2 separate regions of the Mus musculus genome follow, and region 1 is linked to region 2. A link is a loop called in an ENCODE intact Hi-C map of the cell type or tissue named here. Cell type or tissue: left cerebral cortex. All regions are shown on one strand. Region 1 holds the start of Gabrr1 (gamma-aminobutyric acid (GABA) C receptor, subunit rho 1). Region 2 overlaps Pm20d2 (peptidase M20 domain containing 2).

The links. Hi-C counts contacts between places; a loop is a spot of excess contacts. Peaks named below come from ENCODE experiments on the same cell type or tissue, not always from the same donor. Only the 100,000 strongest peaks of a DNase experiment are listed, where the experiment ranks them.
Region 1: it touches region 2 in a loop (2.2-fold over the local background); 3 of 42 quality-filtered maps call a loop at or near these places.

What each region holds. Positions count from the first base shown.
Region 1 is chr4:33,131,404-33,133,903 of GRCm38, reverse strand. It overlaps Gabrr1 (gamma-aminobutyric acid (GABA) C receptor, subunit rho 1), which reads right to left and starts at 1,348. Exons shown (of 10, transcript NM_008075.2): 1 at 1,129-1,348. The coding sequence starts at 1,250. In left cerebral cortex, no CTCF peak of the experiment used is centred here; no DNase peak of the experiment used is centred here.
Region 2 is chr4:33,186,854-33,189,353 of GRCm38, reverse strand. It overlaps Pm20d2 (peptidase M20 domain containing 2), which reads left to right. Exons shown (of 7, transcript NM_001034867.2): 1 at 1-423; 2 at 2,158-2,306. Among named protein-coding and RNA genes, the nearest start is that of Pm20d2, 1.6 kb to the left of the region's middle. In left cerebral cortex, CTCF peaks have their summits at 379 and 1,038; a DNase peak (open chromatin) is centred at 969; H3K4me3 peaks cover 744 bases; H3K27ac peaks cover 559 bases.

The sequences.
Region 1 (2,500 bases), 55 kb after region 2:
AACTAACTTTCTAGAAGAGTCTACGCAGTCTTTATGACTTCTCTAAACAGGTTGCCATTCTAATTGTGTCTTGGGAAAAGCCTGAGGGTTTGGGGGTCAATTAGCAGTGTTAGTTGGTTTTAATTCCCATGAGCACATTTGGGTCAAAGAATCCCTGCATTTTGCGGGTTCATCACTGCACAAATTCCATTTGCCCAAGCAATTCCTGACCCTCTCTCTGGGCACAGGGGTCCTCCTTAGTACCCCAGGTTCGCTGCGACCAGCGGATGTCTGAGAATCTAGTCTAATGACATCGTAGAAACTAGAGTCGTGAGCACATCTGCGCTGCGAATCTGCTTGGGGGAGGACTCGAGGGAGCACAGACGAACAAGACGGGCCCACTGGATCCAGACTGTTGAGAGACATGCTGCCCTCGCATTAGCAGATCTTTCTTATTCTGCAGACTTACAACCAAACAGAAGGAAAATTTAGGTTCAACTGGAAATACTGATGCCCTTTTCTTCATCTATCTCCGCATCAGTGAAGGAGTGCGGGGCCTGGCTGTCTCCAGTGCTGTCTCCAGTGCCTGGTTTACTGACTGATGCCGGCCAAAGGCCAGGCCCTGGCTGCCTAAACTCCATCGGGTGAGGCAGCTACAGCCGGCTGGGGCAGTGAGTACCAACCACCCCAACCCCTCCCAGGTCACAGGTAGGGGACAACCTACTGATGCTGCTAGCTGTGCATCCCAAAGAAGACTGCTTTTAAAACAAAACCGAAAAGAGTCCCACCGAAATTAATTACTTTGTAACTCGTTCCCACAGGTTAAAACTTCCATCAGATCCCTTGAGGATCGTCCTTGGTTTTCAGAAAATATATAATAACCTCTCTTTCAGAATGTTTTTTTTAGATAATTTTTTAGATAATTAATAACAAATTTAAGAAAATATGCTAATACTATCAAGTGTAGTGCTATTACAAAGGAAAACAGCATTCTAGCTTCCTGAAAGGAGAGGAGGAGGAGGGTAAGGGGAGGAGGGGGAGGGGAAGAGGTGTTTCCACACAGATCTGGCAGTGCTGCTGCTAAGACACAACCATGAAGAACCTGCTTTTCATCCTTTACCCCAAGGCCTTTGCCTCCAAGTCACTCACCTGCCTTTCCTAGATGGCTCATGAACTTCTCTTCCTGGCCAGTGCGCTGTGCTCTCAGCAGCCAGAACCCATCCCCACCACAAAAGGAATATGCCAAATTTCATATTCTGGACAGCCAACATAGATTCCCAAATCAAACGGTTCTCCCAAGAAGCCGTGAGAAGGAGCCGGTGAGGAGTTGCCGCCCGCCCTCTCTTAAGGCATCATTGCTGTGTTTGTTATTAGAAGGATGTTTACCCTGCGAAAATGAAGCTGCAGTCAGTAATCTGGCCAGCGGGAGAAAGCAATTTCCACTAACCCCGCAAATCCCCCTGCGTCAGATGTCAGGGATTTTCTAAACTGAGGTTGAATTCCTGTGTCCTGCGGGACGGTCCCTGGGGCGGGTCTAAATTAGTTCATCATCAAATGTGGTGGGTGTACTGGTGAGGGTTTGTATTTTCAAGTCAACTGGATAGAAAGAAAAAAGTAAATGCAGAAAGGCAGAGACTCTGTCTGTCTGTCTGTCTGTCTGTCTGTCTGTCTGCTTGGTTTGATCCTCTCCTGATCTATTAATGCTCCTAGATGCTTCTAGTTTGCCCATGGCTTCTGTAACCTTGGGGTTGATGCCTTGTGGGGAGCTATAGATGAAATTAAGAGGTCAAGTGGGGAAAAGTGTACCCCACACTGTGCAAAGAGAAAGCTAAAATCCTTATCAATTGTAATATTCTTGTACCAGCCTCTTTGGACGTTTCCATTTGGAAATGTCTGGACATAAATGAACAGTCATCAATAACTATGTCTCCTTTGATACCTGCTCAGAACCTTGGCACAGAATCTATAGGCCCAGGTTCTGTCTCCATCACAGGACAGAGTCAGAGTCCCATGAAGTAGGACTACATTCAGCACTCCAAATTATTGACTCCTCCAAGCTGATTTCAGACAGTTGAGACTTTCAGACTGTGTCAATAAACTGATTCGGAATTCTTAGCACTCCCCTGCTGAAAGGGCAACCTGAAACCCAGGCAACCTCGGCTTAACTTGAACTCTCTCTATATAGCCAAGGTTGTTTTTGAATTTCTGATATTCATGTCTCTAAAGGGATAGACTCAAAGAGATAGGGCTTAGGCTAGGTGTTGTTGTGCATAGCTATAACTTCAGTATTCTGGGAGGCAGGAAGATTATACATTTGAGGCCAGCCTGGGCTACATGGCAAGACTACATTGATGAGCCAAGAAAGTAGCCTAGGCTGTCTAAATGAAAAAGATGCATAACTACAAGAGGAAGAGAAAGATGAGAAGGTAGAAGAGGACAAAGTGGATCTACTGTAAGATAATTAGATCTTGGAGAGAAGGTGCCATCTTTGATATGATTAATATCACTCTGAGAAGAACCT
Region 2 (2,500 bases):
GAGCCCGGCACGAGCAGCGCCGCCGAGCTGGAGCTGCTGAAACGGCGAGCGGCCGAGCGCATCGACGAGGCGGCCGAGCGCCTGGGCGCGCTGAGCCGCGCCATCTGGAGCGCGCCCGAGCTGGCCTACGAAGAGCACCGCGCGCACGGCGAGCTCACGCGCTTCTTCGAGTGCGAGCCGCCGGCCGCCTCGTGGGCGGTGCAGCCGCACTTCGGGCTCCCCACCGCCTTCCGTGCCGAGTGGGCGCCGCCGGAGTCCGCGGCGGGGCCCCGCGCGCTGCAGGTGGCCTTCCTGTGCGAGTACGACGCGCTGCCAGCCCTGGGCCACGCCTGCGGCCACAACCTCATCGCCGAGGTCGGGGTGGCTGCGGCGCTCGGCCTGCGGGCTGCGCTGGAGAGCATCGCTGCGCCGCCGCCGGTCAAGGTGAGCCACTCCGGGCCAGCGCGGGGCGTGCCGGATCCAGCCCGGAGTGCCAGACCAGTCGGAGTACCAGACCGGTTATTTTTGGTGGCAGACAGCTGCAGTTTGCTCATTGGGTCGTGTGCTATCTGGAGGAAATAAATGGAGACTTAACAAACAAAAGATTTTGATTTGAATAATTGGTATTTGTATAGTAAATTTCAGTGTTTAGAACTACCAGGCTGCCAAACCACTAAAGAGCAGAACTAACGGAGAAGCTAACAAAACATTTACTACGTAGATAGGTTCATATTTAAGTGTACATTTTATTTCATATTAAACAGGCGTCTCGGTTCTTTAAGCAGGAAAATGTCGTGCATGTCTGTCTTGGGCAGGTCCGATCTTGTGTTTACTCTTTAGGATAGTGTATTTAATTCTGTGAGCAAGGTTATATGTCACAACTCAGCTCGGCTCACCCGCCAGTGGCAGTAATGTAATCCTCTGCAACAAACAATTTATCTCTTGTGGCCTCTAGGTTTCTGTGTTGTTTGGGGAGGAGGGCCGTGAGACCCTGGACCGACTTAGGAAAGTTCTCAGCGGTTGGCAATGAGCCCAGTAGATTCAGAGAGGCTTAGCGGCCAGGAGTGGTGGTGCATGCCAGGCGGAGCTCTGTGAGTTCGAGGTCAGCCTAGTCTATCTGAGCTCCAGGACAGTCAGGATTACATAGAGAGACCCTGTCTTACCCCCTCCCTCAAAAAGCAGCTTAACTTAAGGTACATTATAAATTTAAAAATAAATAAAGCCAGACTTTGAGAAGTATACCAACTTCAAATTTCAAGTGGTTGTTCTCAGCAACGTTCCTCTCTTACCAGAAAATGGAATATGAGTGGATTCCCTTTGCTTTCATTGTATTTTTATACCTGACCTTAACAATACTTTAATCTTATGCAGAGGCTGTGCCTTTGCTTTTTAAAAATTGCTTGAAGAAGTTAAGCTTAGGTATCAAAGTAAAAGGTTTATTCTGTCAAGTTCTCTTTTGTTCGATTAGGTGTTTGGTGACCCTTAGGTCTTCCTGGTTGAACTGGTGAAATCGAGTTAGTAAGTTTGTGTAATAGTTGGGGGTTTCTAACCATGGCACTGAGGTTGTTTAAGGCTCGTCAATGAAAGGTTAATGAGTTAAGACTTTTAAGGTGGTTTCTCAGTGAGGAGTCCGTCTCAACCGGAAGGAGAGCTCTGTAGGCTCTGGAGACTTGCTTTGTAACCCGGGACGCCTGTAGCCTGCCTGAAATGATGCAGACTGCAGACTGCTTACTACCTCGCAGGCTTCTTGTGAGGGTAACAGACAGGCCACGTGCAAGATCCTTTTCAGTAAAGCTCATGACTGATTGATTATACCTGTCATACACATACATTAAACAGTCTTAGCCACGAAGAAACTTTAACAGATAAGTCCTAGCAAATGTTAAAGTACATATAATTCTACTTCTTTTGGTCTTTGTTATGACTTGGGTGGAGTATAAAATTGGGGGAATTTTCCTATAGCACTTCTAGCATGCATTTATACCAGATTACTATAACAATACATATTAAATTTTATGATTCTGCACAATATACTTTAATTCATGGTATAAATGTCAGACTATAACTTCTCTTCAGGGGTTAAGGACTTAAGTGTATATCCTGAATACACACGCGCTAAAACCCATGTCATGTTTTCCTGCTAGGAATCTCTTTGCTAACATCTGCATTTCCTTGTAGGTGATTGTCCTGGGAACCCCTGCAGAAGAAGATGGTGGTGGCAAAATTGATCTAATTGAAGCAGGTGCCTTCGAAAACCTTGATGTTGTTTTTATGGCTCATCCCTCTCAGGAGAACGCTGCCTATCTCCCGGATGTGGCCGAGCACGAGTGAGTAGTCACACTGAGGATAATTCCTTAGTGGGCAACAGGCTGCAGAACAATCAAAGCTAGGCCAAAAGTACTTGTCATGCGCGCCTAGCGACCAACCGACCAGAGTTCAACCCTCGGAACCCACATCACATCGGAGAGAATATTTCTTTTGATCTCCACAGGTATCCCATTGCACGCACCACCCCCCAGTC